Linked DNA regions of Homo sapiens: region 1 is linked to region 2. The links are chromatin loops, found by intact Hi-C in ENCODE. Cell type or tissue: mammary epithelial cell. All regions are shown on one strand. Each heading gives the region's core, and the rest is flanking DNA. Links, peaks and the distances in the headings are about the cores only.

Region 1 (8,831 bases), core at 3,613-6,112, 260 kb after region 2:
GAGACTCAGTGGTCTGTCCAAGTAAATAGAGCCAGGAAGCAGTGGAAGCAAAACAGGCACCAAGGCCACCTGGTTCCACACTGGCCCTGGCCCATGGGACACTCCTCCCCAGTTTAGCAGGCCATTCCAGAAGGTAAAGGGTGACACAGGTGAAGGGCATGTTCCCAAGTGAGATGTGCTCCCAGGGGTAGGGGTCTGGTCCTCACCAGCACAGCACTCAGTTCTGCCCCACATCCATGCAGCTGGGGCCACGGCCCTGGGAGGCTGCAAGTGGGGGCTTAGGGACCCGGTGGGGCCCCAAAGCACATTGCCCATGAGGCACACATGGAAGGAAGAGCCCTACAGCCTTTACTTCCAGATGAGCCAGCCACAGACCACCCTCCTGCAGCACACACCCAGCCTGGCCATCTGCGCAGGAGGTCAGGAAGCTGGCGGAGATTGGGGGCTGTCCTCCAGAAGGACTCTTTCCTACCTGTGCAAAGACATCAAGGCTGGGTGCAGGCTACCACCTCCACCCACCCCAGGAAAAGCTGGGCCAATAAGCCACCTACTTCAGAGCCTCATCAGTAAGGTGCTCAACGTAATTTATTGTCTTAATTGGGAGTACTTGGGGAAGGAAAAGGGATTCTGCTAATTATGCCAGGACTGCTGGTCCCAGAACTCAGAACAGCCATGCCCACCCGGGACCCTGCAGACTGCAATTGGCTCACCTCCCAACTGGGCCACTCCCCATCCCCACATTCTGCTGCTCTCTATGGAGGCAGGTCAGGGATGCCCCTGATGTCTACCAGCCTCTGCAAGGCCACTGATGCAAAGTTCGCAAAGCCTCTGGGAATACCAACAAGGAGACGAAGACACGAAAGGTGGTGCAAAGGGAAAGGAACTCAGCACCATGCCAGGGAGCAAAGGGGAGGAGTGTGGGAGACTTCCCTGGGAGGGGGCAAATGACAGACTTCAGAAATGGAAGTCAGGGGACACCGTCTGTGGGAAGCTGACACAGCCACAGCCGAGCAGGCCCCAAGGCAGCGGCGCAGCCTGGAACAGTGAACTGCACTGCCCCTCCTATAGAGGCCGGCATGCTCCTCAAGCCCATGGCCCAACTTAAGCTCGACCAGTGGTCTGCAAAGGTGGGAGTCCCTGAGGCCCTTTTTGGGGTCCCTGAGTCAAAACCATTTTAATAAAAATACTAAAACATCCTTTGCCTCCTCTCTCACTCTTTCATGAGTGTACAGTAGAGCTGCCCAAAGGCTACACAGGACATGCTATGGCCACAGACTGTAGAAGCTCTGAGAACCCAGCTGTCTTTCATTATGGCAGACCGTAAAGAGCTCTGCAAAGAGTTAAAAATGTGAGGCTTTTCAGCAAATTTTTGTCTTAGAAAAGTTATTTTTCAGAATATATGTTACGTGACTACATAATAGGCTTATTGTTACTTTTAAGTGAATTCATGAATAAACTTTTTCAGTTTTAACTTCTAATACAAGAAATACCAATGGACATAACCCAGGTAAACTAAAGCGTTCTGAGGGCCTCAATAATCAAGAGCATAAAGGGGTCTGGAACCCAAAAAGTTTGAGAACTGCTGACCTAGCCACCCACTCCCCTAGCACGTCCCCACCCCTTCTGCACCTTTGCTTGGGGAGCAGCCCTGCTGATCCCACTTCTCAGTTGCCATGTGCCCAAACACAAACTTGCCTTTAAGTCTATCTCCTGGTTTCTACTCAAGAGTCCTTTCTATCCAACAGCACTGCCTTAAAAGGCGACATCTAACCCCAGACTTGCTCCTGGTGGCTGTGTTACATATGGTCCATCTGGAAATGAAACAGACTCCAAGGCACAGGCAGACAGGAAAACCTTTCTCTCAACAATGCGGACCTCTGCCTTGGTGAGGAGGCCAGGAGGAGGGGCTGTGACAGAGGCAACACCTGTTTCTCAATGGACCTGGAGCCCTCCCTGGGTCCCCACTCCCCACAGTCCCTGGAGCTCTCCTCCCTGGGTCCCCACTCTCCATGGCCCCTGGGGCTCTCCTCCCCGGGTCCCCACTCCCCACGGCCCTGGAGCTCCACTCCCCGGGTCCCCACTCCTAACAGTCCTAGAGCTCTCCTCCCCAGGTCCCCATTCCCCACGGCCCTGGAGCTCCCCTCCCGGGGTCCCTACTCCTAATAGTCCTGGAGCTCTCCTCCCTGGGTCCCCATTCCCCATAGTCTTAGATCCCCTCCCTGGGTCCCTGCTCCCCCTGGCCCCTAGAATCCTCTCCCCAGGTCCCTGCTTGCAAAGAGGGGCTTGAAGGACCACAAACATAAGCACCTTTACTGTGCCACAGGACTAACGTCCCTGAGCCTGTGGAGAGGAGTCAGAAAAGCAGGGGACTCCACTGGAATGTGCTTCTGTCCGTGTTCCCTAGAACAGCTCGACCAGCACTGGTGTGAAGGGCAATGCCTGAGCTACCCATCTGGGCCTCGGCTCCCACCCCTAAATCATCTCAGGTCACCTCTGTGAAAGGGATACCACTGGGGAGGGGCGTGAAGGATGCTTTGAATGGATGTCAGTGTTCTCTTTCTTAAGTTGGGTGGCAGGTTCACGAGCATTCATTTTTATTATTTAGATTTATATTGTAAATGTATGCTGCTTGTATCCTTTTGTGTACATCCAATATTGCATTCTATTAAAAAATATTACTGCAAGTATTAGAGTATATCAGCGGCTCTTCAAACTGTGAAGATCCCTGGAGGTCATGCTTCAGGGGCCACCTCGGGTGTAGGATGGGGCAGCGGGTGGGGGTCAGGGTGGTCTCATAGCTGATGCCATTCCTCTTCCTGTCCTTCAACATGAGAACATTCGTGCATCATATATGTGAGCTCCACGTTTCATTTCAAGGGGGTGGGTGTTTTGCTGCCAAAGAAATAAAGGTTGAAAACTGGTAACAGTGATGAACAGCGTAGCAAAGGCCTTTTCCCTCTAGCTGACCCCAAGGTCCTCTGGGGACCACTGTGGGGCTCTGTGGGCCCTCTGCCAGCAGCTCCCAGCACCTAGCACTGGGAAGGCACCGCGTCTCCCTGGGGTCTCCAGCCTTCAGCTCCCATGCCCCACAGCCCTCCTTCCAACAATGTTTAAGGATTAACTTGCCTCTTTCTTGGCAGTCAGATGATCTTCAGGTCAGACAAAAAGGGAAGAAAGAAGGCGTGTACCTCCGAGCAGCTGAGCCACCCCTGCACCGCCCCGTGACACTGCCTCATGGCGGCATTTCATGTGTGCGACTCTTGAGGGATGGTCCAGGAACCCAGTTTCCATCCCAGACTCCTCTGTGAAGAGCCCCAGGCTCTGGGCAGGCCTTATTTGGGACCCACCCATAGCCCTCCCACCCAGCAGTCTGCAGGGCTGACATGTGGCTCCAGGTGCTGATGCCAAACAGCTCACTGACAGAATGGCCACAGGCCAGCAAGTCCTCTCCTGGGGTCCGCTGAAAGGAGGTGTTCAGACAAATGCCCGCACACCTGTGTTCACAGCAGCACTATCCACAACGGCCAAAAGGGTGAAGCAATCCCACTGTCTACCATCCATACAAGGAATGAATTCTGACCTGTGCTGCAAGGTGGATGAACCTTGAAAGCATTAGGCCAAGTGCAAGACACCACAGACAAAAGGTCACATATGGTATGGTATGATTCTGTTTTGATGAAATTTCCAGAATAGGTAAATCCATTGAGGCACAAAGCAGATTTGTAGTTGCTGGGGACTAAAGGCGGGGGTGACTGCTTAATAGTTAAGGTGGGGGGTTCTTTTGGAGCAATGGAAATGTTTTCAACTGAAGAGGGGTGGCAGTTGTACAATACTGTAGGCTAAATGCAATGGAATTGTACATGCTAAAATGGTTAATTTTATGTTGCGTGAATTTCACCTCAAAAAAAAAACCCCTCAAAACCAAGGAACCACACACACAGTTCACCCCATCATAGCACGGGGACAGCAGGGCCCACAGCTGCTGGCTGGCTGTAAACTACCCCCAACTCCCACTGGGCTCCTGGCCTCCCTCTGCCCACACACAGGTCCTGCAAGCCCAGCCCCGGCCCCTGCCCCTGCTCCCCACTGTATTCAAGCTGGAGGGGGAAAGTGACATTTTAAAAGCCTCTTCCCTGTTTGGTCTTGACAAACAGCCCGTGGCCACAGGATTTTTGGAACATGACGCCATTCATGGCAAAGGGAAGAGGGCTGGAGAATGCGTGGGGACAAATTTCTGGGGCAACGTCTTCGCAGGGAAGAGTCACACCCTGTTCCTCAAAAAGCCGTCCTTCCCATTCAGAAACAGGTAGGACAGAAGCACGGTGGAAGGAGGAGCAAAAAAAGGGCAGGAAAGCTAAATGAGGTCAGCCCCACCCTTCCCCGCACATGCCAAGGTGGTCAGCCCCGCTCCTGGACACTAGGGGCCAAGGGGGCCACACACAGCCAGACATTGATGGTCTCAAGGCCAAGCTCAGTCCTCTCGAGTCATGTGGAGACAGGGAAGGCCTGGAGTCCCACAGCTGGGTTTCCTCCCGGCTTTGCCACCAGAGGAGCTGCTCTAGGCATATTATACTACCTCTCTCTACCCTTCTCTTAACTCCGCCTTCTGAGACTGCTGGAAATATAAATGAGCTAATAGTGGCCTGGCACATGGCAATTCCTGTCAGCTATGAATACCACCAACAGCGCCACAAAACAATGCCAGGGCAGGCCACCCTTCAGCAATTTCCGTATAGGAAAACCTCCACACCATAGAAGGCCAGGTGCTAGCTGGCCGGGCCCCCTAGGAAGAGGACTCCTAAGCTCCCAGGCTCACGGGGTTTCCAGGCGGGAAGGGAGATGTGGAATTGAGAAGTAGTGGGCTGTCTGCCGAGGTGACATCTGCCTATTAGAAGAGCTCGTTCTCAGGCTCAAAAGAAGAGACTCCTCCTGTTTAGATCTCATAGAAGGGTCCCCTCAGCAGAGGTGCCTTTCCCTGCAAGGGTGAATGACTTGTAAAGGCTGGGGGTAGGGTGGACAGAGAGGCTGGAAGGACCTGCCTGCCAGCTGAGGGGACCCACTCAACACTGGTGACCAGGGGGCCACGAAACGTCCTGGCCAGATCTCCCACCCACCCAGTGATTTGGGACTAGACCCGGCTCCCCAGCTCTGGGATCCTCTCTACCTTCCTTGGGCATTTCAACCAGGCCCGGCACAAGGATTTTCCTTCCCAGACAACTGCAAGGCAGTTGCTCCATGGATACGAGTGGGATAAGCATGGCTTCTCTTAATCTTCTCCCACACTGCCCATGGCAACTCATACACCCATCAAAGAAATTCCTAAAATTGGGATCTGCTCTGCCCTTCATGGGACCTGCATGACTTCTCTGGGCTTGACAGGGGCACAGAAGTGGCCTCTAACATTAAATCCTAAGCTGATGAAGCCTGGCCCCTTCACTTCCTACCCTCTAAAAAAAAAAGAAATTTTTTTTTTTTTTTGATACAGGGTCTCGTTCTATTACCCAGGTTGGAGTGCAGTGGCGTGATCTCAGCACACTGCAACCTCCACCTCCTGCCTCAGGCAATCCTTCTACCTCAGCCTCCCAAGTAGCTGGGACCACAGGCATGTGCCACCAAGCTTGGCTATGTTTTTTACTTTTTTGTAGAGACAGGGTTTCCCTGTCTTGCCCAGGCTGATCTCGAACTCCTGGGCTCAAGCAATCTGCCCACCTTGGCCTCCCAAAGTTCCGGGATAACAGGTGTGAGCCGCAGCACCTGACCTAAAAATTCTTAAAATCAGTTCAGTCCTTACACAGCAGGTCCTCAAATAATGCCATTTCATTCAACATTGATTTGTTATAACAATGTTGAGGAAAAAAAAAAAAGAATTCCTGCACCCACTGCCTGTGTGGAGTTTGTGTGCTCTCACGACTCCGTGGGTTTTCTCTGTACTCTGCTTTCTTTCACATCTCAGAGATGTGCACATTCAGTGAACTGGACATCTAAGTGGTCCCAGTCTGAGCAGGTGTGGGTGCAAGTGTGTCCTGTGATGGAACGGCGTCCTGTCCAGGCTTTGTGCCCTGGGAGAGGCTCCAGCTACCGGTGACATTGAACTGGAATAAGCAAGCTGGAAAACGCATGAATGAATACAGGTAACTGCCTACTAAAAAGTCATCAAGTCTACGATAATCACACAAACACATGACAATAAACTATGCAGTAAGAAGCACTCAGCCAGCCCACCGCTTTTGTCCTTGTTTTTGAACTTCCTGGTGGTAGGAGGTATGCCTTACAATTTTCACTTTGCAGACATTTATTCCTTGATTTAACCTACCACCATGACTGTCATCACTCACTGTCATCACTCACCAAAACTTGTATAGATAATGATCTTACTTGTTTTTATTCATCTTCCTGAAATGTATATAATAGCTCACATGTATTTCCATGTTTAATATTAGAAATACTTTGGATCTTTATTTAGAAGTTTGGTTAATTTTTATAACCTGAAATATGCCGTAGAAACTTAAATCCTGTTTATATCAATTAGCTTATGATAAAATTGGTTTGGTTGTGTGTTGTTATGCTTACAGTAGCAGTTTCCAAGAGCCCATCAATGACGGTGAGGACTTACTGTACTTACACATTCTGAAAAATCAAACACACACAAGGCAAACTGACTACTTCCTTCCAGTCCTCAAGGGGCTGACATAAGAAAGCTGCTAGGGTGGTGCAGAGCAGCTCAGTGGGAGAGGAGACAGCCTGAGCATCTGTTTAATGGGCATGGGCCTGAGCTTCTGTTTAATGGGCATGGGACAGACAGAAACAGGTTTGAGGGCCAGCTTGCCCACAAAATCACAGTGGAAGGTCCCCTCCCTGGGCTGTTTTCTCTGCAGTAACCTAAGAGGGATGGGGACCTGGTGCTCCCCGCACTGCCCCTGCCCCATCTCGCCCATGGCCTGGCCCATGGTGGACATTCAAGAGCAGATGGGCCAGCATGCTAAGTGAGAGCTTCCCAAGGGCAAGATCCGTGTCCCACACACAGCTCCATACTACATGGTTTATTGCTGATAAAACGGACCCCATTTACTAAGCACCCACCATATAACCCAGTATTTACAAACTCTGCCCTTGCCACAGATCCTGCGGTTGCTGAGGACTTTGGAAGCATCTTCCTGCATCCTCATCAGGACCCAAAGCCATGGGTACTATTATTATAACCCCCCAGTTTTCAGATGAGGGGCATAGATGCTTCAGCTCTAAGTAACTTGCTCCATTAGCATGGAAAATGGAGCTAGAATGGAAACTCAAATCTGGGCTCGCCACCATTCCAATTCCCTTGCCTGGGCGCACTGAAATGAAAAGTGGGACTGTGTCAGATTTCTAGGTCAGAGCAGGTCCCCAAGCAGAAGCCATGCAAATGCCCTGACCCACCCCTCCCGCGGCCCTGAGGCTCCTGAGCCTCAAGTGGCTCACCCAGTCCTGATAGTGAGGCTCTGGGTATGGCATCAGGAGACCCAGGAGACATGGCCCCTTTCTCTGGCTCAGCTGGGGCTCCCTGCAGCTGCTCCCCCTTCCCTTGGCCCCTTTATCTATGGGAAGGACCACGAGGAGGTCAGAAACCTTGTGTGGAAAGTGCGCCACGGTTGCTTGTGGGTCTGTTAAATCCAGTGCCTCAGAACCTACAGAGATCAAGGACAAAGCTATTTCCTGATTCTGAATTCCTCTTTCAGAGGAAAAAATTGTGCTTCCTGTTCAGAGCTGTGCCAAAGGTGTGGCTGCTGCCTAGGCCAGTAGCCCATGTTGGGGATGTGGGGCACCCCGAGGCTGAGGAGAGGTGAAGATCTGGGCGATGCCCTGCACAACAGCCTGCACCGTTCACACACACGCCCCACCACACACTCAAGAACTAAGGAGTCCAAGTTGGGGCAAGGCCCTGTTCCTGATAGCAAAGGTTAACACTTATTAGAGACAAGGTGGCCAAACAGGACTTTGGAAAAAATCGTGCTGGACTTCCTGTGACCTAGGCAGGTCGCTGAACCTCTGCTGAACCTCTCCAGGTCTCGGCGGCTCCATCTGCTAATTGAAGACAATCCCTCACCTGCATAATGTGGGGGAAAGGCAGGGAGGGCAGGTGCAGACAGCCCCAGCAGGTCCCTCTTCCCAGGGCTAGGAACTAGAAGTCCAGGAAACAGCTGTGATTTATTCTGCAGCACTGCAATATACCAATCTCCCTACTACCCATCTGCCCCGGGGCCAAACAAAAACACTAAGGAGTTTACAAAGCAAAGTGGCCTTCCCAAGGACAGGGAGGATGAGTCTGGAGCCAGGGTGGAGTCTGGAGCCAGGGTGGACTCTGGCACGGGAGCCTCATGGAGCTGAAATCTGTATCACGGCCCCATTGCTGAGCAGCTCAGTGACCTTGGGCAGGCCGCTCAACCACTCTGAAAACTCAGGGTCCCCTCCTCCGAGGGAGGCCTTGCTGCCACCAGCCCTGCTGGCCACCCTTGCCTGCTGAGGTCTGTGTGAAATCACGGGCTATGACACAATATAGTAGGTAGAGGTTCAAAGGATCCGGCAGGCCCATCCACTCAGAGTCTCGCTGCAAAGCAGCTCTGACACCAGGGCCACCTCTGGCACAGCATGCAACCGCCAAGCTGCGCCCAAGGGGAAGGAGCCAGAAGGGTTACAGGCTCCAGGCAAAAACCAGGCTGTGGTTTCATGTGAACTAGGATGACCCTGACTGAGAAAACCAGTGAGTGGTTTGGAAGATTTCAGTTCCAGCTTCCAGAGACAAAATGTCAGTGAATCAACCCCCTAGGTGCTCTTGCCCCCAACGGAAGTGACAATGC
Region 2 (10,500 bases), core at 4,244-6,743:
TGTTTGAGTAAACATTTCTTAAAAGTTTTACTGAGATAGAATTCATATATCCTAATATTCACCTATTTTAAGTGTATAATTAAATAAATGTTAGTATATTTACAGGGTTTTACAGCCATCACCACAATCGAATTTAAAGACACTTCCATCACCCCAAAAAGAAGCCCCATTCCCATTAAGCAGTCATTCCCACAGCCCCTCCCCACAGCCCGGGGAACCAGGGGCTGCCTAGCTCTAAGGATTTGCCTCTTGTTCAGAAACTTTTTTTTTTTTTTTTCTAAGACGAGGTCTCACTCTTGCCCAGGCTGGAGTGCAGTAGCTCAATCTCAGCTCACTGCAACCTCTGCCTCACAGGTTCAAGCAATTCTTCTACCTCAGCCTCCCCGCAAGCAGCTGGGATTACAGGCACCCACCAACACGCTCAGCTAATTTTTGTATTTTTAGTAGAGGTGGGGTTTCACCATGTTGCCCAGGCTGGTCTCGAACTCCTGACCTCTGGTGATCCACGTGCCTCGGCCTCCCAAAGCACTGGGATTACAGGGGTGAGCCACCACGCCCGCCCCATAATATTTCACATAAATAGAATCCTACAATACGTGGCCTTCTGTGTCTGGCTTCTTTCACTCAGTATCATGTTTTCAAGGTTCATTCATGTTGCCACATGAATGGGTAGGTCATTCCTTTTTTTTTTTTTTTTTTTTTTTTGAGACGGAGTTCTGCTCTTGTTGCCCAGGCTGGAGTGCAATGGCGTGATCTCGGCTCACTGCAACCTCCGCTCCCCAGGTTCAAGGGATTCTCCTGCCTCAGCCTTCCGAGGAGCTGGGATTACAGGTATGTGCCACCACGTCCAGCTAATTTTGTATTTTTAGTAGAGACAGAGTTTCTCCATGTTGGTAAGGCTGGTCTCAAACTCCGGACCTCAGATGATCCGCCCGCCTCAGCCTCCCAAAGTGCTGGGATTACACACTTGAGCCACTGCGCCCAGACTTTTTTTTTTTTTTTTTTTTTTTGAGACAGAGTCTCGCTTTGTTACCCAGGCTGGAGTTCAGTGGCACGATCTAGACTCACTGCAACCTCCCGTTTCCCCAGTTCAAGTGATTCTCCTGGGTCAGCCTCCCAAGTAGCTGGGATTACAGGTGCCTGCCACCAAGCCTGGCTAATTCTTTTTGTATTTTTAGTAGAGACGGGGTTTCGCCGTGTGGCACTGGCTGGTTTCAAACTCCTGAGCTCAGGCAATCTGTCCCCCTCAGCCTCCCAAAGTGCTGGGATTACAGGCATGAGCCACCATGCCCGGCAGTCATTCCTTTTTATAGCTGAAACATATTCCATTGTGTGGCTACGTCACATTTTAAATATCCATCCATCACTTAGTGGATACTTGGGGTTGCTGTGAATAGTGTTGCTGGGACATTCGGGTACTAGTATTTGTTTGAATACCTGTTTTCAATTCCGTGGATATACACCTATGAGTTGAATTGCTGGCTCATACAGTGAGTCTATGTCTAACTTTTTTTTTTTTTTTTTTTTTGATCATGGAGTCTCACTCTGTCACCTAGGCTGGAGTCCAGTGGCATGATCTCAGCTCACTGCAACCTCCACCTCCTGGGTTCAAGCGATTCTCCTGCCTCAGTCTCCCAAGAGCTGGGATTACAGGTGCCTGCCACCATGCCTAGCTAATTTTTGTATTTTTAGTAGACAGGATTTCATCATGTTGGCCAGGCTGGTCTCAAACTCTTGACCTCAGGTGATTCGCCCTCCATGGCCTTCCAAAGTGCTGGGATAACAGGCGTGAGCCACCATGCCCGGCCTAACATTTGGAGGAAATGTTTTTCAAGGTGTTTTTCCACACTGGCTGCACTGTTTTATATTCACACCCACAATGTGAATTGTGGTTTTTTTAGAGACTGTCTCACTCTATGTTGCCCAGGCTGGCCTTCCGGCCTTCTGTTGCCCTTCTCAGCCTTCTGAGTAGCTGGGAGCACAGGTGAGCGCCACTCACCCAGCTCCTCCTTGTGGTTTTGACTTGCATTTCCCTAATGACTGATGATGTTTTCAGGTAGTTACTGGCCATCTGTATATCTTCATTGGAAAAATGTCTATCCAAATTCATTGCCCCAAATCCACATTTTAAAAACCTAAATTGGCCGGGAGCAGTGGCTCACGCCTGTAATCCCAGCACTTTGGGAGGCCGAGGTGGGCAGATCACCAGGTCAGGAGATCGAGACTAACCTGGCTAATACGGTGAAACCCTGTCTCTACTAAAAATACAAAAAATTAGCGGGGCATGGTGGCAGGCACCTGTAGTCTCAGCTACTCGGGAGGCTGAGGCAGGAGAATGGCATGAACCCAGGAGGCAGAGCTTGCAGTGAGCCGAGATCATGCCACAGCACTCCAGCCTGGGCGACAGAGCGAGACTCTGTCTCAAAAAAAAAAAACAAAAACAAAAACAAAAACAAAAAACAAAAAACCTAAGTTATGGCCAGGCACGGTGGCTCATGCCTGTAATCCCAGCACTTTGGGAGGCCGAGGCGGGTGGATCATGAGGTCAGGAGATCGAGACCATCCAGGCTAACAGGGTGAAATGCTGTCTCTACTAAAAATACAAAAAATTAGCCAGGCGTGGTAGCATGTGCCTATAGTCCCAGCTACTCTGGAGGCTGAGGCAGGAGAATCGCTTAACCCGGGAGGCAGAGGTTGCAGTGAGCTGAGATTGCGCCACTGCATTCCAGCCTGGGCAACAGAGCGAGACTCCATCTCAAAAAAAAACAAAAACAAAACAAAACAAAACAAAACAAAAAACAAAACCCTAAGTTATGGCTGGGCACGGTGGCTCACTTCTGTAATCCCAGCACTTCGGGAGGCCGAGGAGAGCTGATCACCCAAGGTTAGGAGTTCCAGACCAGCCTGGCCAACATGGTGAAACCCCATCTCTAATAAAAATACAAAAATTAGCCAGGTGTGGTGGCGGGCGCCTGTAATCCCAGCTACTCAGGAGGCTGAGGCAGGAGAATCACTTGAACCCGGGAGGCAAAGGTTGCAGCGAGCCAAGATCATGCCATTGCACTCCAGCCTGGATGACAAGAGTGAAACTCTGTCTCGAATAAATAAATAAATAAATAAAAACCTAAGTTACAGCTGGGCACGGTGGCTCACGCATGTAATTCCAGCACTTTGGGAGGCCAAGGTGTCAGGAAGTCAAGCGGTTAAGAGGTTAAGACCAGCCTGGCCAACATGGTGAAAACCTGTCTTCACTAAAAACACAGAAATTAGCCAGGCATGTTGGCGAACACCTGTAGTCCCAGCTACTTGGGAGGCTGAAACAGGATAATTGCTTTTACCCGGGAGATACAGGTTGTAGTAGGGAGCCAAGATGGCACCACTACACTACAGCCTGGGGGACAGAGTGAGATTCTGTCTCATTTAAAAAAAAAAAAAAGGCCGGGCATGGTGGCTCATGCCTGTAATCCCAGCACTTTGGGAGGCCAAGGCGGGCTGATCACAAGGTCAGGAGATCGAGACCATTCTGGCTAACACAGTGAAACGCCATCTCTACTAAAAAATACAAAAAAAAATTAGCCGGGCGTGGTGGCAGATGCCTGTAGTCCCAGCTACTTGGGAGGCTGAGGCAGAACAGCATGAACCCGGGAGGCGGAGCTTGCAGTGAGCTGGGATCACACCGCTGCACTCTAGCCTGGGTGATGGAGCGAGGCTGTCTCAAAAAAAAAAAAAAAAAAAAAACAAAAAAACCCTAAGTTAGATCACATCAATCTCTCTTCAACTTCACCCTCCACCCACCCCTGCCACCCCCAACATGCTTCCTAAGTTCCAGTGCCAGCTGTCCAGTTCCTTTATGTTACTCAGACAAACAAAGGCCTGGCCCGGCTCAGGCATTGGCACCTGCTCCTCTCCTGGCCTGCAAGGCCTGTCCCGACTCTTCACTGGCCCATTCATTCTTACTCTTCAGGTCTGATGTCAATTCTCAGCTCCCTAGAGCCAGCTTCCCATTCTACCCAAAGCAGCCCCTTCCCTGTTTCCTCTGCAGCACAGCCCCTTGTTTAGTTCCTTCACTAAGCTTATCACAGTTGGAAATCATTTTAGTTTATATGTTGTCATCTTCCCTGCTGTGAGACCTGCCCTGAAACTGGAGACCTTAGGTGTGTTATTTACATATATATCCCCAGTGCTAGCACAGTACTGGGTGCATATTAAGTCGTAAAATGTATCTGTTTAATGAACCCATGAATAAACTGCCTCTTACTCTAGGCTTCACGACAGTGAGCACCATGTTAAAATCAGGTTTAAGTTCTTATCCTTCTAAATGAGTGGTTTCCTCCAAAATTGTTAAAAAAAAATTTTTTTTTAAATCAACAATTACTGTGGGATTATGCACATGAAGTTATTCATTTGGCAAATATTTTGAGTGTGTGATGTGCCAGGCATCATTCTGGGAACTAAGAATAGAGCCAGAACCAAGACAATCCCTGACCTCAGGGAGCTGACACTCAAAAGAGGAAGGGACAGACACAGACATGCAATTTCAGCTTAGAGTACACACTCAGGGTCATGGGACAGAACGACCAGGAGGGGAGGGCAGAGACCTCAGCTGCAGTGGTCAGGGAAGGCCTCTGTGAGGAGGCAACATGCACGGTTCTCAGTTTGAAAGAGAAAAACAATCTAGCTGTGTAAAGAACTAGGGCAGAAACATTCCAGGAAGATGCAACAAGAACAAAGGTCCTAAGACCAGAAACACGTGTGGCACATCCAAGGGGCAGGAAAGAAGCCAGCGTGACAGGAGCAGAGGAAGACAGAGGTTGGAAAGGAAGGCAGGGTCAGATGGCAGACAGCCTTCCCAGCCTGGCCAAGGGACAGCGGGATTTTACCACAAGATGAAGCCAGCAGAGGGCTTTCAGTGGGGCTAACATCATCTGAATTTGGTTTAAAAAATATCACTCTGACTGCTGGGTGGAGCATATCAATTTGTAAATCTATATTTAAATATGTAGGGGGGTGCACTTCAAAAGGTCTGGAAGCATACACACCAAATTCTTAACTAGAGCAAGAAGAGTGGGCCAAGGTGGGTATATGCAGGGAGAGAGGTCAACTGACACATTTTCACACACGCTCATGCTATTGGAGTCTTTTATAAGAATATATTCGGCCGGGCACGATGGCTCACGCCTGTAATCCTAGCACTTTGGGAAGCCGAGGTGGGTGGACCACCTGAGGTCAGGAGTTAAACACCAGCCTGACCAACGTGGTGAAACCCCGTCTTTACTAAAAATACAAAAAATTAGCCGGGCGTGGTGGCGGGCGCCCGTAATCCCAGGTACTCCAGAGGCTGAGGCAGGAGAATCACTTGAACCCGGGAGGCGGAGGTTGTAGTGAGCCGAGATCGCACCACTGCACTCCAGCCTGGACGACAGAGCAAGACTCCATCTCAAAAAAAAAAAGAATATATTCATATATTCCCGAACAATAAAAAGAATGGTCACCCCTGAAGATATTCCAAACCAAGCTCCTCAGAACCTGAGGCTCTGCCCAGGGAAGCCCTATCTCACGCGCAGAGCTGCTGGAACAGGGCAGGACGTGCCACAAAGGCCATCTCAGGAGAGTCCCCTGGGCGTCTGCTCAACTGTTCCCCTCCTACCTGGAGTCCCCTTGCCCTTCACTACCTGGCAGGTTCCTTTTCATTCCTCAAGATGGCAGCACAATGGCGTGGCCTCCCGGGGAGCAGCAGTTCCTGCCTGCCTGCCTGAGCCCCAACGCCACGATTACTTTGAGATCTATGTTCCAATGTCTGTTTACCAGGGAACTCTTTGAAGGTAAGAACTCTCTTACCTATTTGTGTCCCCGCAGCCCCTGGGATGAGGCTGAGCATGCAGCAGATGCTGGATAAATAGTCATGAGGGTGACTGATCAGCCTTGGTCTCTGCTGCTGGGCCCACATCTCTTGTACTCAGTGCCCACTTCAGCACCAGATACACAGTTATCCACTCAGTTACTGACGAGTCCCTTCGCTTTGTCTAGATACTGGGCACAAACTGACCATAGGAATCTTCTACCAATTTAAGAGCCAAATGGAGATAAAGGACCACTGGGTATGGTCTAGATTTGCATTCCCAAACGGGAATTTCTGCAAAGGTATTAATCGAGAAGCTATGAAAAAATGTTCCAGGCTAGAATACCTTTTTTGGTTTTTGGTGTTTTTTTTGAGACAGATTTTCACTCTTTTTACCCAGGCTGGAGTGCAATGGCGCAATCTCAGCTCACCACAACCTCTGCCTCCAGGGGTTCAAGCGATTCTCCTGCCTCAGCCTCCTGAGTAGCTGGGATTACAGGCATGCCCCACCACGCCCACCACACCCAGCTAATTTTTTATTTTTAGTAGAGACAGGGTTTCTCCATGTTGGTCAGGCCGGTCTCGAACTCCTGACCTCAGGTGATCCGCCCGCCTCAGCCTCCCAAAGTGCTGGGATTACAGGTGTGAGCCAGCACCCGGCCTAGAATATCTTTTTTTAAGAGACGGGGTCTTGCTCTGTTGCTCAGGCAGGAGTACATGGCGTGATCATAGCTCACTGCAGCCTTGAACTCCTGGGCTCAAGTGATCCTCCTGCCTCAGCTTCCCAAGTAGCTAGGACTATAGGGACAGGTCAGCATGCCTGGCTTCTTTTTATTACTATTATTATTTTTTTTTAGTAGAGACAGGAGCTTGCTGTGTTGCCCAGGCTGGTCTCAAACTCCTGAGCTCAGGTGATTCTCCTGCCTCAGTCTCCCAAAGTGATGGGATTACAGGCATGAGCTACCAAACCCCACCCAGGCTAGAATACATTTTTTTTTTTTTTTTTTGAGATGGAGTTTCACTCTTGTTGCCCAGGCTGGAGTACAATGGCGCAATCTTGGCTCACCGCAGCCTCCACCTCCCAGGTGCAAGCAATTCTCCTGCCTCAGCCTCCCGAGTAGCTGGGATTACAGGCATGCACCACCATGCCTGGCTAATTTGTTTGTATTTTTAGTAGAGACGGGGTTTCTCCATGTTGTTCAGGCTGGCCTCGAACTCCTGACCTCAGGTGATCTGCCCACCTTGGCCTCCCAAAGTGCTGGGATTACAGGTGTGAGCCACCGTGCCTGGCCGCTAGAATACTTTTGAAGAAAGCTGCATCCCTTACTACCCCAATGCAGTGTCACAAAGCACACAAGCACTTAAAAGCTCTGAAAAGTACTATGGTGAAGAAGCCAATCTAATCCATTGTTTCCCATACCGTGGTGGCTTAAGGATGCCTTTCTTGCGATATGCCTATTAAATCTTACAGAGCGGCAACAGCAGCAGCTAGCATTTGCTGAGCACCTGCTATGTGCCAGGCACATATACTGAGGACTTTCTCCTTATCTCCATTTTACTGAAACCCAGAAAGTTTAATAACTTGCCTGACATCTGGGAATGAGATTCTGGGGAAGTGAGGATGTGAGCCTGGGCAGCCAATGTCCAGAACCCCACTCCAAACCACTGTGCCCTGCAGCTCCCCAGGACACAGTCATGTGGCTGCAGGTCAGCACATGCTGATCCAGGCCACGAGCAGGGTTTTGAAAGCTTAAGTGTGAATGCTGTACACATATTCTTTGCCTCTCAGACTCCTGCTACAGGAACACGATACATCAAGTTCATACCATAAACCAGAATAAAATTCACTACTCTGCAGGACTTGGACTCACATCCAAAGATAAATTACTACCAAATAAGGTCTACGATTCAACTCAAACTCTGTATTTTGTGTTTCTCTGACACCTATTTATCATATTAGAACTTTAAAAGTTGACAATTTTTAGAGGCATTTATATGACACAATGAAGGCCAAATCATACCTTACATTTGTCATTCAGGTTGCTAAATTCAAGCAAAAATGTGGCCAATAAAAGTTATCTAAGTCTAGAAATAAATCCTTATATTGATGCTCAATTAATTCTCAGCAAGAGTGTGAATACAATACAGTGGGAAAAAAGTAGTCTTTTCAATAAATGAAACTGGGACAACAAGATATCTACATGCAAAAGAATGAAGTTTGACCCCCTACCTCACACCATATACAAAAATTAACTCAAAATGGATCATAGGCCTAAATGGAAGAGCTAAAACTAAAACTCTTTTTTTTTTTTTGAGACAGAGTCTCACTCTGTCGGCCCAGGCTGGAGTCCAGTGGCGCAATCTTGGCTCACTGCAAGCTCCGCCTCCCAGGTTCACGCGATTCTCCTGCCTCAGCCTCCTGAGTAGCTGGGACTACAGGCGCCCACCACCACACCCAGCTAATTATTTTTGTATTTTCAGTAGAGACAGGGTTTCACCGTGTTAGCCAGGATGGTCTCGATCTCCTGACCTCATGATCCACCCGCCTCGGCCTCCCAAAGTGCTGGGATTACAAGCGTGAGCCACCGCGCCCGGCCCAAAACTAAAACTCTTAAAGAAAACACAGGGGCAAATCTTTGTATTTTTTGTATTTTTAGTAGAGATGGGGTTTCACCATGTTGGCCAGGCTGATCTTGAACTCCTGACCTCAGGTGATCCACCTGCCTTGGCCTCCCAAAGTGCTGGGATAAGAGGCGTGAGCCACTGTGCTCAGCCGAATCTTTTTCTTTTTAGACAGGGTCTCGCTCTTGTCACCTAGGCTGGAGTGCAGTGGTGTGAACTTGGCTCACTGCAAACCCTCCCCCTCCCCCCACTCTCTCCACCCCCCTGAGGTTCAAGTGATCCTCCCACTTCAGCCTCCCAAGTAGCTGGGATCACAGGCACGCACCACTATGCCTGGCTATTTTTGTTGTATTTTTAGTGGAGGCAGGGTCTCCCCATGTTGGCCAGACTGGGCTCAAATTCCTGAGCTCAAGTGATCTGCCTGCCTCGGCCTGCCAAGTGCTGAGATTACAGGCCTAAGCCACCACACCTGGCCTCAAGCATCTTTTTATGTGCTTATTGGACATTCTAAATTTTCTTTAAAGAAATGTTCATTCAATCCTTTGTTGAGGTTTTCAATTGGTTTGTCTTTTTTTACTGTTAGCTTTTGGACAAGGTCAGGCACAGGATAACTTACTTTTGGGTATAACACTACATTTTTGTATTTTTTGTAGAGACAGGGTCTCACTATGTTGCCCCAGCTGGTCTTGAACTGCTGGCCTCAAGTGATCCTCCTGCCTTGGCTTTCTGCTGAGATTACAGGCATGAGCCACTGTGCCTGGCTTTTTTTCATTGTTAACTTGGAAGAGTTCTTTATATATTCTAGATACAAGTCTCTTATCAGATACATGATTTATAAATATATTCCCTCATTCTGTAGACTTTCATTTCAATTTCTTAATTTTGTCCTTAGAAACACAAAAGTTAGGCCGGGCGAGGTGGCTCACGCCTGTAATCCCAGCACTTTGGGAGGCTGAGGAGGGTGGATCACGAGGTCAGGAGATCAAGACCATCCTGGCTAACATGGTGAAGCCCCGTCTCTACTAAAAATACAAAAAATTAGCCAGGTGTGGTGGTGGGTGCCTGTAGTCCCAGCTACTCGGGAGGCTGAGGCAGGAGAATGGCATGAACCCAGGAGGCAGAGGTTGCAGTGAGCCAAGATTGTGCCACTGCACTCCAGCCTGGGCAAAAGAGTGAGACTCCGTCTCAAAAAAAAAAACAAAAACCACAAAAGTTTTTACTTTTGGCGTAGTCCAATTTTTGTGTATTTCTCTTTTGTCACTTGCATTTTTGTGTCATATGAAGAAGCCATTGCTGACCCAAGGTCAGCAACTCTGTCTCAAAAACTCTGTCTCAAAAAAAAAAAAAAAAAAAAGATGCTTGAGCATCATTAGCCATCAGAGAAATGCAACCCAAAATTCACAAAATCACTTCACACCCACAAGGATGGCTAAAGTAAAACAGAAATTAACAAGTGTTGACAAAGATGTGGAGAAACTGAAACCTTCATATGATGCTAGTGGGAAATGTGCAATAGTACAATTGCTTTGGAAAATAGTTTGACAGTTCCTCAAAATGTCAAACACAGAATTATCCTATGGCCTAACAATTCCATTCCTAGGTATATTCTCAAAAGAATTGAAAACATCTGTAATCCCACCACTTTTGGAGGCTGAGGCACGAGAACTGCTTGAGCCTAGGAGTTTGAGACCAGCCTAGACAACATAGGTAGATCCTACCTCTACAAAAAATGAAAAATTAGCTGGGTGTAGTAGTGTGCATCTGTGGTCACAGCGACTCTAGAGGCTGACGCAGGAGGATCATTTGAGTCCAGGCGGTAAAGGCTGCAGTAAGCCATCATCATGCCACTGCACTCCAGCCTTTTTGAGATAGGGCAAGACCCTGTCTCAAAAAAAAAAAAAAGAAAGAAAGAAAAAGAATTGAAAACAAGATTCAAACAAATATTTACACGAATGTTCATAGCAGCACTATTCCCAATAGCCCAAAAGTGAAAACTGCCCAAACATCTATCAACTGATAAATGGATCAATACATGTAGT

What was found. Peaks named below come from ENCODE experiments on the same cell type or tissue, not always from the same donor. Only the 100,000 strongest peaks of a DNase experiment are listed, where the experiment ranks them.
Region 1: it touches region 2 in a loop (5-fold over the local background); 3 of 110 quality-filtered maps call a loop at or near these places.

The regions. Positions count from the first base shown.
Region 1 is chr17:17,051,697-17,060,527 of GRCh38, reverse strand. The region is part of intron 1 of MPRIP (myosin phosphatase Rho interacting protein); the gene reads right to left. Among named protein-coding and RNA genes, the nearest start is that of MPRIP, 14 kb to the right of the region's middle. RefSeq lists an enhancer at 3,925-4,564. In mammary epithelial cell, for the core only: a CTCF peak has its summit at 4,593; no DNase peak of the experiment used is centred there; H3K27ac peaks cover 741 bases.
Region 2 is chr17:17,308,991-17,319,490 of GRCh38, reverse strand. The region is part of intron 2 of NT5M (5',3'-nucleotidase, mitochondrial); the gene reads right to left. Among named protein-coding and RNA genes, the nearest start is that of NT5M, 11 kb to the right of the region's middle. In mammary epithelial cell, for the core only: a CTCF peak has its summit at 5,700 (motif pointing right); no DNase peak of the experiment used is centred there.